Linked DNA regions of Homo sapiens: all the other regions are linked to region 1. Evidence: chromatin contacts called from ENCODE Hi-C or POLR2A ChIA-PET data. All regions are on one chromosome and are shown on one strand. Each heading gives the region's core, a stretch centred on a gene start or an enhancer-like site at or near the end of the contact. The rest is flanking DNA. Distances are from core to core; before and after follow the strand shown.

Evidence for each region. A loop is a pair of places that touch in the nucleus more often than their neighbours do. ChIA-PET counts read pairs that join two places held with the same protein, here RNA polymerase II (POLR2A). Pooled maps may share reads with other maps.
Region 2: a pooled map shows a loop between it and region 1 (3-fold over the local background). The contact joins the enhancer-like site here to the promoter of LIAS in region 1. A Hi-C loop is called at or near these places in 4 of 50 pooled maps. POLR2A ChIA-PET finds 5 or more read pairs at or near these places in 4 of 52 experiments (GM12878, K562, activated CD8-positive, alpha-beta memory T cell and 1 more).
Region 3: a map of OCI-LY7 shows a loop between it and region 1 (3-fold over the local background). The contact joins the enhancer-like site here to the promoter of LIAS in region 1. A Hi-C loop is called at or near these places in 5 of 168 maps with a recorded cell type or tissue (HCT116, IMR-90, OCI-LY7 and 2 more), 20 of 37 single-sample maps with no recorded cell type and 17 of 50 pooled maps. POLR2A ChIA-PET finds 5 or more read pairs at or near these places in 1 of 52 experiments (HEK293).
Region 4: a pooled map shows a loop between it and region 1 (2.7-fold over the local background). The contact joins the enhancer-like site here to the promoter of LIAS in region 1. A Hi-C loop is called at or near these places in 2 of 50 pooled maps. POLR2A ChIA-PET finds 5 or more read pairs at or near these places in 3 of 52 experiments (GM12878, OCI-LY7 and T-cell).
Region 5: a loop to region 1 is called in a pooled map, with 4 times the contacts of the local background. The contact joins the promoter of TLR6 here to the promoter of LIAS in region 1. A Hi-C loop is called at or near these places in 7 of 50 pooled maps. POLR2A ChIA-PET finds 5 or more read pairs at or near these places in 3 of 52 experiments (BJ, MCF 10A and PC-9).

The regions. Positions count from the first base shown.
Region 1 is chr4:39,457,599-39,460,461 of GRCh38, reverse strand. LIAS (lipoic acid synthetase) reads right to left here and starts at 1,406. Exons shown (of 11, transcript NM_006859.4): 1 at 1,300-1,406. The coding sequence starts at 1,344. It overlaps RPL9 (ribosomal protein L9), which reads left to right and starts at 1,540. Exons shown (of 8, transcript NM_000661.5): 1 at 1,540-1,571; 2 at 2,022-2,068; 3 at 2,153-2,268; 4 at 2,781-2,863. The coding sequence starts at 2,023. RefSeq lists enhancers at 879-928, 1,299-1,593, 1,789-2,539 and a silencer at 1,309-1,358.
Region 2 is chr4:40,226,059-40,228,921 of GRCh38, reverse strand. The region is part of intron 1 of RHOH (ras homolog family member H); the gene reads right to left. Among named protein-coding and RNA genes, the nearest start is that of RHOH, 30 kb to the right of the region's middle. RefSeq lists an enhancer at 1,344-1,393. Within about 2 kb of position 1,486, at least 5 of the 41 ENCODE cell types and tissues checked have a DNase peak (open chromatin) inside an H3K27ac peak, as active enhancers do; they include GM12878, where a contact is called at or near this core.
Region 3 is chr4:38,758,103-38,760,965 of GRCh38, reverse strand. It overlaps the pseudogene RNA5SP158. Among named protein-coding and RNA genes, the nearest start is that of TLR10, 23 kb to the left of the region's middle. Within about 2 kb of position 1,250, at least 9 of the 41 ENCODE cell types and tissues checked have a DNase peak (open chromatin) inside an H3K27ac peak, as active enhancers do; they include OCI-LY7, where a contact is called at or near this core.
Region 4 is chr4:38,819,081-38,821,943 of GRCh38, reverse strand. No RefSeq gene overlaps it. Among named protein-coding and RNA genes, the nearest start is that of TLR1, 16 kb to the right of the region's middle. RefSeq lists an enhancer at 2,212-2,331. Within about 2 kb of position 1,508, at least 4 of the 41 ENCODE cell types and tissues checked have a DNase peak (open chromatin) inside an H3K27ac peak, as active enhancers do; they include GM12878, where a contact is called at or near this core.
Region 5 is chr4:38,855,399-38,858,261 of GRCh38, reverse strand. TLR6 (toll like receptor 6) reads left to right here and starts at 1,445. Exons shown (of 2, transcript NM_006068.5): 1 at 1,445-1,501. RefSeq lists an enhancer at 1-996.

The DNA.
Region 1 (2,863 bases), core at 157-2,656:
CCCGGGTTCACGCCATTCTCCTGCCTCAGCCTCCTGAGTAGCTGGGACTACAGGCGCCCGCCACCACGCCCGGCTAATTTTTTTGTATTTTTAGTAGAGACAGGGTTTCACCATGTTAGCCAGGATGGTCTCGATCTCCTGACCTCAGGTGATCCACCTGCCTCGGCCTCCCAAAGTGCTGGGATTACAGGCGTAAGCCACCGCACCCGGCCCGAAAATCTCTGGAACTAACATATATCACACTTTCATGTACTCCACCTACCAGGAACTAGATGTTTGTCTTTCAACAAGATTGAACTGCAATAACTGAAGAAGGTGCCACAGTTTAAAACTGTTCTGGTCCTGACTTGAATCAGGGGCGTTTAAAGTGAAGTGTGCAATAAATCTCTCGAGCTTTGAATAATTGTTGAAACGTAGGTTAATAATGCCCAATTAGTTTCAGACAACTGGAAGGTTAAAACCAAGCCTAACGTTTTTACTTTCTTTTTCTTTTTTTTTTTTTGAGATGGAGTCTCGCTCTGTCGCCCAGGTTGGAGTGCAGTTGCGCGATCTCGGCTCACTGCAACCTCCGCCTCGCGGGTTCAAGCGATTCTCCTGCCTCAGCCTGGCGAGTAGCTGGGACTACAGGCGCACGCCACCACGCTCAGCTAATTTTTGTATTTTTAATAGAGGCGGGGTTTCACCATGTTGGCCAGGATGAACGTTTTTACTTTCTAGGTTACATTGTTTCTGTGTTTGAACGTGGCAGTCAAGAACATAAGAAATCATGGTATTCGGCTTTTACATCTGAACACAAACGTGTATGAGATAGCCAAAACACTACAAAATCCACGAGTCTGCACATGTATCTCAAAAGAACCTTCGACAACTCAAAGAGTGCCTGTTAGGGTGTTGCACGATTGCTACTGCACTTCTCAATGTCTGCCGCTGAAGCCTAGCGGACAGGTTTGTGTTCTCTGCGGCTAGAGTGGTGTCTCACACACAGTAAGAGTCCAAGACAGAATAGCTATGTGGGGTGCTCACTGCAGTGCTCCATAAATATAGGGTACAAACCACTCTAAGCAGAAAATAAGTCCTCGGTGCTGGCCCAGAGAGACTTGCAAACAAACTGATGCCAGAGACTCTATATCATGGGGCTGGCGGGATAATTACATGAGATTACACGAAAAACGTTTAAAACTGCCGTTGGCTAGTAGTAAATGTTCAGTAAATGCACTGGCCTTTATTATTGGGCATGGGCGCTCTGAAGGGATAGGATCCCCCCACCCCACGCCCAAACCCGTTCGCCCCGCCGCTCACCCGGGGCCCCAGGGTGCGGGCTGCATCCCCGCAGCGTAGAGACATTTCCTCTTTAGGACTAGCGCAGTGCAGGGGTTGAGGGATCGCTAACTCCCGGGAAAGGACAGGTCGAAATTACGTCGCTCCATTTATGACAAGCAGCCAAGCTGCTCCACGATTGGCTGCTTTAGCCTTACGTGCGTCGCGCACTCATGACGCAATACGCAGGCCCCTTACGCGATACAAGTACGTAATGACGACAGACGTTCTTTCTTTGCTGCGTCTACTGCGAGGTAAGGATGTTTCTGTGCTCGTGGGGGTACTGGGAATCTGAAACCATCTGCTCTGGGAAAGGCTGCGGCGCGGCTCCCACTCTCGGAACCTTGTCCTGTTTGTCCCCCAGCTCGGCAAGCGCCATATGAGCCTGGCGGCGCCAGATGCGAATCCTGTTGTGGGCTTTTTGGCCTATTCCCGCCCCTCAGTCTTGCCGGGATGGCACCGCCCGCATAGGACTTCCAGGGTTGGGCTGAGTGGGAGTTCGACTGCTGGGCCTCGTAATTCTCGCTTTGGGGCTGCTCCTTCCAGGCTGGGACACACTGGGGCCCGCTGTCGGTCTCCCGTCCTCCGACATCTTGTCTGGAACTTCCGCCTGGCAGTCTCCAGTAGGAGTGGAGCTCTGTGCGGCGTAGTTTGGTGGAAAAACGGGCCTTGCGTCGGCCTCACCCCCAGTGTTTGTGTTTCAGAATGAAGACTATTCTCAGCAATCAGACTGTCGACATTCCAGAAAATGGTATGAGACTTGATGTCTTTTACTTACATCTTTACTGCACGTTCCAAGCGTTGTGTGGCCTGACGAGTGTGTTCTCTCTTCTAGTCGACATTACTCTGAAGGGACGCACAGTTATCGTGAAGGGCCCCAGAGGAACCCTGCGGAGGGACTTCAATCACATCAATGTAGAACTCAGCCTTCTTGGAAAGAAAAAAAAGAGGGTGAGGGTTTTTCTTCTGATAATTCAGTTGCTCGTTGGAAGGTGGTTTATAACAGCATCACATTTGGTTGCTTTAACAATTTTCGAATTAAGGTTCAGTGCTTCAGCTTTAAATGTTGCTGTCCAGAATACCAGCCTGTTCAGTGAAATTGAAAAACCAGATTCTGAACACAGCCAATTATATAAAGCTCAAATGTAATAGTGGTCATCAGTGACACGTCTTAATGGTGTTAGAAGTTTGGTTTATTTTCCTAGTGATTGCTTTGTAAAAATCACAGGAACCGGCAGTAGGTCATTTAAACCTGATGATTTAATTTTCCAGAAGGGAAGTTTGTTGCAACTTCTACAAAGCTTAACTGTTGGGAGGTTTTATAGGTGGTTGGATTTTTCCAGTTGAAAACCATGTGCTTTGATAAGGGTTAATTCTAGAATCTTAAAGTAATTCGGTAAGTGGTCTGTTGTCTTTTAAGCCTGCATATTTCTGGAAAGAATACATTTTTTGTTCTGTTACAGCTCCGGGTTGACAAATGGTGGGGTAACAGAAAGGAACTGGCTACCGTTCGGACTATTTGTAGTCATGTACAGAACATGATCAA
Region 2 (2,863 bases), core at 237-2,736, 770 kb before region 1:
ATTAGCTCTTTGCAAAAGAACAAACGTCATAATGAAAATACCTTAAAAAGAAAAGAAACTCAAGAGTGAAAATGCATTACCCACACGAAACCAGATGAGAAGTCAAAGTAACTCTGAGAGTGAGGAAGACCCTCTGCCCTGGGGGTTCTTGTTGTCTGAAAAGGTGAGGGGGCTTTGGAGGTTTCTATCTTAGTATTTTGTGTTTTCCCCTTAGACGTAAACGTAGCCTTTGTCTGTGAAAATATGAAATCTGCCTGATGTCTGGATAGACCTCCACCAAGTTCAAGATACTTCCCAGCTGTAAAGCACCATCTCTGACTAAGAAAACCATCACATCTCAAGGTTCCCCCCATCCCCAACCCCAGAACCACCAACCACCACCACCATCCAACACACATATTTAAGCCATTGGTGGTGGACAGCATTTCCTGCTTTTACTTGCTGGTCCAAACAGATTGAAGATGACCTCCCTATTGTAACTTCTCTCCTCATTTTTTCCAGACCATTTCTATATATCCTATTTTCTGATTATAAAAGTAGTACATACACATTATAGAACATTTCGAAAACACTGATCCAAAGAAGATAAAAATCAGTTACCACCTAGAACCAAAAGCTGTAAAATATTAGCATACATTTTTCTGGGGTTTTTTATTCAGTGCATCATTTTTTTCCAAAACTAAGAATACCATACTTTATATGCAGTTTGGCATCTTGTTTTTCTTAATTTAACATTTAGGTCTTAATTTAACATTCTATGTCAAGATTCTTGACATAGAAAATGGCTGCATAAAATTTCATTATGTAAATATAGCATCATTTATTTAACCAATTGCCTACTGTTGGATAGTTTAATAATTCCTTATTTTCACTATAGCAACATTGAGTGAATATTTTTAATATAAATATATGATTATTTCTTTAGGATAAATAGATATGAGAGCAACTGCTGGAACAGAAGAGATAAAAAATTGAACCAATTTATATTCCATGTATGGGCCTATCACTGCATCTCTCTATCAACTCTCACTGGGTATAATATTTGCAAGTTTGACTTGTTTTCATTTGCATTTCATTTACAACTGGTGAAGATTAAAATTTTCTCATCTGTTTCTTGACAACATATATTTTTTCTTTTGTAAGTCATCAGTTTTACCTACTTTTCCAGCAAGACGGTCATTGTTTCTTAATGACTTTTAAAATCCTTTTAGAGATTAAGGATATTAATCTTTTATGATTAAATGTGTTGCAAATATATATATATATATAGTGCCCAGGTATTCTGGGAATTCCCCAGATTCCTGGTACTCCCCCTTCACTGAGCAAACCCTAAACAGAATGTAAAGTAGCATGTTCCCTGCTGCGGAAAAAAAACTCAGCATGATGAGATGCCTGAAAGGTCATCTAATTCAACATACTCATTTCTCCCATGAGGAAACCAAGGACTTGAGAGAAGTGGTTAAGCTGCTGGGGGCCCACACGAGGCCCAGAAACTGAACCAGCTGAGTCAGCACACTTTCCATCTACACAGGATTTTTTCAGATACACATTATGCCTACATTGTATAGCCCATACTTAATTTCCTTAATATTTTAAGCACAATGCTCATATAGCTAGATAGACATGCCAAATTATTCACACAGTAGCAACCTTTATTTCTTTGCCTTTTTCCCACAGAAAGATTTTATTGTGTACTGATGGCTTTTTACTCAAAAGGTAGCTGTCAATGTTTTTTGTTTGTTTTTGTTTTTGTTTTTTGTTTGCTTGTTTTCAGAGTCTCACTGTCACCCAGGCTGGAGTGCAGTGGCGAGATCGGCTCACTGCAACCTCCACCTCTCAGGTTCAAGTGATTCTCGTGTCTCAGCCTCCCGAGTAGCTGGAATTACAGGCATGCACCACCACACCCGGATAATTTTTGTATTTTTAGTAGAAACGGGATTTCGCCATGTTGGCCAGGCTGGTCTCGAACTCCTGACCTCAAGTGATCCACCTGCCTTGGCCTCCCAAAGTGCTGAGATTACAGGCGTGAGCCACCACACCCAGCCACAGCTCCCAGTTTTAATATAAAAATACTTTTTAAACACCTGTTCCCTTTCTCATCCACTTCCTTCGAGATGGATCATCTCTTTTTAGGAGAAATCATTAAGCTTTCCAGCATTCTCTAGAAGTAGGATAACCCCTTAACTTGCAGATTGCTTAAGCTATAAAAGAAGTCAAGGCATTTAATAATTTGTTCTGGATATGCAGCCCAGAGCACTGGAAGGAGTGAGGTGATTTAGTTTTAGTTTCAGTGTGTAAGGCTGCCGATATGCAATTGTTTGCAAAGGGCCCATGTTGTGGAGTTGACAGTCACGGTTAGATATTTTTTTCTTTTTCTTTTTTTTTTTTTTTTTTTGAGATGGAGTTTCACTCTTGTTACCCAGGCTGGAGTGCAATGGCGTGATCTCGGCTCACCACAAACTCCACCTCCTGGGTTCATGCGATTCTCCTGCCTCAGCCTCCCAAGTAGCTGGAATAACAGGCATGCGCCACCACACCCAGCTAATTTTGTATTTTTAGTAGAGATGGGGTTTCTCCATGTTGGTCAGGCTAGTCTTGAACTCCCGACCTCAGGTGATCCGCCCGCCTCAGCCTCCCAAAGTGCTGGGACTACAGGCATGAGCCACCGCACCCAGACAGTCACGGTTAGATTTTCATCTCCCTTGCTGAGCAGCAGTATAACCTTGGGCAAGTCACATAACTACAACTGCAAAATGTGAATTAATCATGCATCGTTTGCAGGATTTTTTTTTTAAGGCAACTGAAAAGAATCTATCTCCCATGCCTAGATGAATGCCTGGCCCTTAGCAGATAAGGATAACAA
Region 3 (2,863 bases), core at 1-2,500, 700 kb after region 1:
CACTCCTGTCCCTAATTAGAAACAACAGCAGAGAATTGCTGAAAGCTATATTCCAGCTAAAACCAGGCTGCAGCGTTCGCATCACCTGAGAGACGTCAGACATGCAGAATTTCAGGCTCCATCCCAGGCCTACTGATTCAGAAGCTGCATTTTAGCAAGATCCTGGCTGGATTTTATGCACAGTAAAGTTTGAGAAAGAAGGCTTTAAAAATGAACTGAGCAATACAATCCTTTTTTTTTTTTTGCACGGGGGGAGGTGTTCAATAGCAGAGTAGGGTGACTCTAGTTAACAACAATGTATTGTATATTTCAAAGTAGCTAGAAGAGAGAACATGAAATGTTCCCAGCACGTAGAAATGATACTCAGGGTAATGGAGACTCCAAATACCCTGACTTGATCATTACACATTTGATGCATATAACAAAATAGCACATGTACTCCATAAATATGTAAACTATCATATATCATTAAAAAAAATAAACTGAAGGCCTTAAAAAGGAATAAAATAATGGCATTTGCAGCAACCTGAATGGAATTGGAGACCATTATTCTAGGTGAAGTGACTCAGGAATGGACAATCAAACATCGCATGTTCTCACTTATAAATGGGAGCTAAGCTATGAGGCCACAAAGGCATAAGAATGATACAATGGACTTTGGGACCTCGGGGGAAAGGGTGGGAGCGGGGGGGTGAGGGATAATAGACTACAAATTGGGTACAGCGTACACTGGTTGGGTTATGAGGGCACCAAAATTTCAGAAACGACCGCTAAAGAACTTATGCGTGTAACCAAACACAATCTGTTCCACCAAAACCTATTGAAATTTTTGAAAAATTATTTTCCTAAAATAAAGGATATTTCAAGGAGTGCCTTCTCCATCTTGTGGCCCTCTGATGATGATAGCTCTGAAAGCTTTGAAAAGCTTGCAAATACCCAACTTCAGGAATAAATCACCTCTGAGACCCTCACCTGAAGACAGGATACTTCCTGCAACTCCAGGACTTTAAAGTCGGAAGAATTGTTTTTTTAAACTGGACTCTGAGGACACACTCTTAAAGTCACTCAAATTCTCTACAAAATTCTTAAGTTTTGTGTTTCTATTTCTAAAGATAATAAAAATAATTGATATGATCAAAAAACAAAAATTAACAAAAAAACACAAAAACCCCCCAAAATGAACTGAGGTTGTGTGCCCTTGTGTGAAATTTTGGGTTGCAGTGCCACCTTGAGGTCACTTTAGTATTTTTCGCTGAGCTTTGCAGTGGACGAGCTGCGTGGGACACAACAGAAGTCAGTTCATTCCTCCCTGGAGGAAACAGACCGCCCTTGTGTTAGTGCCCAGAGGTCTCCGACTGCGGCCTCTCTGGGCCACACTGTCAATTGAAGAGATATGGGCCCTCTTCCAAGGACGCCTTCTATCCAAGCTTAGAAGAATGGCTCATAGGCTAAGGCACTTTCTGCGTCAGCAACAGCAACAGATCTCAAAGAATGTCTGCCCCCATCACAAGATTTTTCATAAAATGTAGAAAGCCATTAAAGCTCAGAGGCACAAAGCATGGCTTTAGAGATCATCTAGATGAGTGAGCCCCACCTTTCAGGAATGAGAATTGCTTTATGATAATGGTTGGCATTTGCTGCATATTTACTGTGTCCCAAGCACTGTTCTAAGCACCTCCATGTACTTAGTCATTTGAACCTTAGAACAATTTAGTGAGATCAAAATAGTGATCTCTATTTTACAGACTCCTGTGTGGCAGTCATTTTGTTTGTACTATTTGTTGGTTAGGAAAATCTACACTAAGAAGAAACTATTGCTATGAATCTAGTAATTCTTGAAAATGAATTTGCATTGAATTAAATCCAATAACAGCCAATAACATCTATATATATTCAGGGAAGAGTAGTATAGAGATATAAATTATGTTATCTACCAAGCCTCAGACCACGGTTGTGGCATAGATAGACTTAGGGCCTCTTGCAACAGCTCCAAAGCTCTCCACGGTATTCTTAGCCCACAGGCTGGGAACCCCCAGTGTAGAAACACACCCCACGTGCTTTATAGATGGCACACCGTACAATCCTGAACACACCTGATTTCATCTGGTCTCTGATGATTAGTGGGATCAGGCTACCTTGGTCTTGGATGGGAGATTGTGGGGGAAGTTGCAGATGAGGAAACTGACTTCAGAAAGTTGTTATAGTTATTCTTCTAGCTTGAAAAAGCTACACTAGAGAGAAAAAGAGACCATGGGCAGTATCTCCTTTTCATTCTTCAACCTATACACCCTAGGAAGGTTAATTCTCCTAAAACACAGTTCTGTTTGGGTTATTTTCCCCCTCAAAATGACCCCCAGCTCTACCTGACTGCTTATTGTAAGGTAAAGCCATCTTCGTCTCCAAAGCAAAATCGAATACCAACCAACCTGCTTGTTGTTACTCTGTTGATGTCCCTTACCCTCTGTCTAGACTATGTGTTGCCCATAGGACAAGAAGAATGCTGGCCTTAGAGAAGACTTGGAGGGAGAGCTTTGGAGCTGTTGCAAGAGGCCCTAAGTCTATCTATGCCACAATCGTGGTCTGAGGCTTGGTAGATAACATAATTTATATCTCTATACTAGCCTTCCCTGAATATATATAGATGTTATTGGCTGTTATTAGATTTAATTCAATGCAAATTCATTTTCAAGAGTTACTAGACTCATAGCAATAGTTTCTTCTTAGTGTAGATTTTCCTAACCAACAAACAGACTTGGAGGGAGGCCACCTAGTGGCTAAGGTGACCTTCCTTGGGAAGCAGCACCTGAGTTAAGTCACCAGGAGTGCATGTTTAGGTCCTACCCAGACACAGGAAGACAGTGCC
Region 4 (2,863 bases), core at 259-2,758, 640 kb after region 1:
TTATCTTATAGGGCCATGACTGTTGAGTGAAATATTGTTATGCACTGCATGACTGTACCACAAATTGAGTAGCTTATAAACAATGGAAATTTATGGCTTATAGTTCTGGAGGCTGTAATGTCCAGGGTCAGGCTGCTGACAGATTTGGTGCCTGGCGAGGGCCCACTTTCTGGTTCATAGATGGCTTGTCTTTTCACTGTATCCTCACCTGGGGGAGGGCACTAATGCCATTCATGAAGGCTCCACATTCATGACCTAATTGTCTCCCAACATCTCCAACTCTTAATACAGCTCTTTCTCCGTATCCACAGGGGATTGGTTCCAGGAGCCCTGTAGATTCCAAAGTCTGTGAATGCTCAAGTCCCTTATGTAAAATGGCATACTTCCAACCTGAGCATCATAGTGAGACCCCACCTCCTCAAAAAAAATACATGCCTGGCGGCACATGCCTGTAGTCCCAACTACTCAGGAGGCTGAGGTGGGAGGATTGTTTGAGCCCAGGAATTCCAGGCTGCAGTGAGCTATGATCATGCCGTTGCACTATAGCCTGGGCAACAGAGCAAGACACTGACTCTGAAAAAAAAAGTGTACTATTTACATATAACCTATGTACATCCTCTCATATACTTAAATCATCTCTAGATTTCTTACAATACCTAATACAATGTAAATGTTATGTAAATGTTATGTAGTTGTTAAACTGTATGGTCTTTTATTTTTATTATTTTGTATTATTATATTGTTATTATTTATTTATTCATTTATTGAATATTTTCAATCCATGGTTGTTTGAATCTATGGATGTGGAACCCATGGATATGAAGGGCTGATTGTATTATCCCCTTGGGGGTTAGGATTTCACCATAGGAATTTTGAGGGGCACACAAACATCCAGACCATAGCAAAAGAGATAAGAAACCTAGGTTAGTGACCAGGGAGGGCTGCTAGGATGAGCCTTGATGAAAGATCTTTCATCAGGAGGATCCTGGGCATGTGGCTGGGAAGGGTCCTGGGCATGTGGCTGGGAAGACCCTTCAAAGGGGAGGGCACAGTGGGTGCAAAGTTGGAAGTGAAAGAATACCATGAGCGAAGAAAGCATCAAATTGGCAGTGTTGCTGGATGTGTTAGTTTCCTGTGGCTACCAAAACAAATTACCACAAACTGGGTGGCTTAAAACAACAGAAATATATTTCTCCCAGTTCAGGAAGGCAGAAGTCAGAAATCAAGGTTGGCAGGGTTGTTCCTTCCAGAGGCTGTCAGGGAGAAATCATCCCTTTCCTCTCTCCTAGCTTCTGGTAGTTGCTGGCAAACCTTGGCGTCCCTTGGTTTGCAGATGCATCAGCTGCTTCTTAGAATGCCCTGGAGGACATGCCCCAGTAGTTAGCAGCTTTCTATAGAATGTGGTACATAATACTTCTTTGTCTTTAGTTTTGGACCCAAGTCATAAGAAAAGTTCCAGTCAACACCCTATTACGTAATCAGTAGAACCAACAGATGAGAAGAGAAACCAAAATTATTGGTAGGCTATTGACATACATGGCAGATGCGCAATCTAAAAAAATGTATCCCAAATTTGGGTTAAATAATCAATAATCTGTGCCTGTGTCTTCACATGGTGTTCTCCTCCAAGTCTCTGTCTTTTTTTTCCTGTCTCTTACAAGGACACTCTAGTTGGATTTAGGAGCCTCCTTAATCTGATGCCATCACATCTTGGTCCTTAACTTAATTAGATCTACAAAGACTCTTTTTTCAATGAGGTCACATTCTGAGATTTCAGAATAAATCTGAAATAAATGGACATAAATGTTTGGAGGTTGGGTGGAGGACACTATTCAACCCAGTCCTCTGGAGTTGGCATGACCAGCTCTGATGCCCTGGAGACTCAGTTGAGTGTGGCAGCAGAAAAGAAATGTTATCCTGGAAAGAGTGAAGACTCTAAAAGAAGCTGCTTGGAAAGTCAGAGGTACAAAGAAAGGAGTAATAGGCAAAGAGAATAGAGTGGATGGGTGTAAGAGCACAGGAAAGAGACAGTGGATGGAGACCCGGGATATAAACGGTGAGAGTGTGGGAGTTTTAAAGAGAATGAGACCACAAATATGGGGAAAGGAGGAGGTATTTCTGTCTAGGTTTCTGGGGACTGGTTTGATTAGAAAGGAATGAGACTAAACTACAGGGAGTAAAAGACCTGAGGGGATTTCTAAAACCACAGGGACTTTCTGAGAGTTTCAATTACGGTTAGTTTATGAGGAATCTCAACATCATCTAGTCCAAATGTGAAGTAGTGTTTATTTTTCTCAGTCATTCCATCAACTGGATTCTGAAATTCCCCTCTTGTCACTCCTTAGTGATATCTTGAGCAGATTTAATACTTCTGCAGTCCTTTTGAGATACTGATACTCCAATCTAGTTTAAAATTCTAAATCTCCATCTTCATCTAAAACTCATCTTCTTTCTGCATGTCACAGGCTAGGTCTGTAGCTCAACCTTGGCATATATTTTGGAGGTAGGCATGGTTTATCTGAGATACACTCTTCTTGCCCCTCCCTCTCCCAGATCTAGCTCCCTGAAGTGGAGATCAAGGATGAGTGGTAAGAAGGCAGATATCCTTTTCTATAATTGTGTCGATTAAGGTACAGTCTAAGCTGCAGGACTGGGAGACCTCAAATACAGAGGCTTAAATAAGATTGAGGTTTATTTCTTTCTCATATAATAGAAAAAAGTATAGCTAAGAGGTCTAGAATAGGTAAGCTGTCTCTATTCCACAAAATCATTCAAGGGCTCAGGATGACCAGATGTCTCTGTTTCCTATAGCTCTGGTCTTATCCTATGGCCTCCATTCTCCCTTGCATGGAGCCACAGGAGC
Region 5 (2,863 bases), core at 196-2,695, 600 kb after region 1:
TGAATAAATGGAGGTTAAGGGACTTGTCCCAAGCCTCACAGTAAGTGGCCAAGTGGAGGTTCGGCCCAGTACTGTCTGTTTCTTTGTTTGCTTAACTGTCATTGCCATCTTCGCTATTACTTGATTTTTGTGTTTTTGTCATCCCCTTACAGACGTTTCTGAGTTATGACAGCCTCGACAAGAATAGTCTCCTTGTTTCTGAACATTGGTGTTGTGATGCAATCTCCTAATGAGACATGTCAATGTGCCCAGATCTGCAGTGATAGTTGTCTGTTTTCTTAAGACTTTAGTCCACGGTTACTTGAAATTCCCTCAGAGCCACAGCCAGCCCTTTCCCTTGGCTTGTTTCACAAATCTGGTTTTCCAGGGTCACAGATACCTGCTGCTTTCTGGCTGTCTCCTTTTGCCAGTGGAGCAGAGATCCATCCACTCCTTACTGAGCCTCCCCAGGCCTGAGGAGACTTCCTGTTATGTTTGATGAGTAAGGATGAATCACAAGAAGCCAGCCTTTCTCTTCCTCCTGAAAGCAGAAGTGATTCTTACGGAGATGTCCAACTTTGTCATTAGCCAAATTGTAAGGTCTTAACTTGTTGTTGTTTTTTTTTTAATAAAGATGAGATTGTGCCAGACAGTGAGATAAATTATAGAATGATTGTTTCACTCATGCCTTCTGTCCTTTGCAGAACTCAGTTAAGCAAGAAGTCTGGGGAAAAGGGTTTACTGTCCACCAGAAGTCTCTGTTTAACCAGAGACTTCTGGTAATCAGCCTTTGTTGATGTCATTCTGAAATTCTTCTAAATGGTCTTTAGAAAATTGATTTTTAAATTAGTCTTGCAGGATTTCAGTGTTATTTATTATTCCTAAATTAAAATCTAAACCATTTAATAACACCAAATGTTGATCAGAATGTGGGTATGATTGCTCGTACATATGGCTAAATATGTAGTCATAAATATGTATCAACCAGTAAACTTTCCTTAGAAGTTGATTTTTAAAAAAAAACCCAAATTGTGGAACTATACTTATTTTATTTTAAACTATCTCATCCAGCTAAAATAATGCTCAAAATTGCTTGATAAGGGAAACTGCAATTATTCTTGAAATGTTAAATATGGTGATAATAGAAAACAGGCTGTTTAAAATAACTTTCCACTCAGGTGACAAATGTAATAACCAGGCTGCAAACTCTTACAGAGAAATATTACCTTAGAAAAATATTTTTCTTCACATTGAATTGTTTGTAAGTTGCTTCCTCACACGAATTAGAAAATTGGATTACTGGTTTTGTCTGTAGCCCAGAAAAAACTGCTAACTCACCTCCGGACCTTTGAAAGGTAAAAATATACGTAGGAGTAATTCCAGTGTGGGCCAACAGATGGCACCAATCTGTTTCTAAGGTACCGCTTTACTCAACTTTAAGAACTTGTGTTTGTCAAGCATTTTCAATTGTATTTCCGTTCATTTACAAGTTATTTTCTCTTCTTCTGAAAAAGAGATCTTGGTAAGTAGAAAGACTTCTGTGGCTTTTTCACATTATGGCACAGGTGCTTCAAGTAAGCAAGTTTGCTAACCATTCATTATATAGGAAATAGGTAATGTTTCCTTGAAATTTTTGCAAAATGATTTGAAGTGGTTTTTTTTGTAGATGTTGCAAATGTCCTTTGAATTTCACGAGCAGGATGAAGAGCAGCGTCTTTACAGCTGTCTTGAAAAGATAGAAAACAACTAGCGCTTGTGGTGATAATTAAGGAACAAAACTAATGTTATTTATTTCTTCTGATTTGGCCCAGCGAATTTTCTCTTTTCGTCTTTCTCTAGTTTATTGTTTTCAGTAACATTTAACAGTAATTTTTATATACCACTGATATGGCACCTATTTATTATATGTTTTTACAGCAGACGTGTGTTTGATCTCCCTTGTCGTTTGTCACTGTAACAGTTTGCTGGTCTGTGTCTGTCCCTAATTCATAAGCTTTTTGAAAGCAGGAATTATGTCAGTCCTATTCATATTTATATCCCTGGTGCCTAGTGCGTAGCATGGCACTGGCAGAAAAATAGACTCTGAATAAACATTTATTAAATGGAGGAAGTGGCCGGGACCAAGCCCCTTCACAAGCTTGAATCTGGCACAGTGTAGCAATTGCCTTCCTCCAGGTCCTTCCACCTTCAGTTTGACAAATGAAACAATGTTTTTCTTGCCTATTTGTTAACTTGATTATGTGATCTTTCCTCCACTTATTTCACTTAATTTTTTTTCTGCTCTCTTCTTCCTTGTAGTTTTAATTTTCATAGGTCTTGTCTACCCTTTTTTTCTGAAATGTAGCTTATTTCATCTATTTCCTCACCCTTTTTATTTGATGCATTTAAAAAATCAAGAGCATTTACCTGTTTATTTTTACTTTCTTTAAAAAACTGTGAACTCTCTAATCTTCCACTCTCATCTTCCCATTTTTCCCTCCTTTTTTCCCAATAAATAGAAAAGTTACTATCTTGTTCATTTAGTGTATTCCCTAGGAACTGCCTCAGGGTATGAACGCCTCTGGAGGAATATTGCGTTTTTGTGGCAGGATACCATAAGGACAGCTGACCAGCTTTTCCACCTGGTGACTGATTTTCAGTCCCATGAACCCAGACACCGTGGGTCTGGTTGCCGGGGACCTGTAGGGTAGGTCCTCATCTGTGAATGCCAGTTATCTACTATTATCTGAAAGTTCTCCATCTTTATATTTTAATATTCCAAATAAAACAAGCACGTTTCTTTAAATATAAAATATTTTCACACAGCTATAAAGACAACTCTTAAATTGCCTTACGATAACTTTTTTGGATTATAAAGGACATTCAAAATGAGACATTTTAGGGA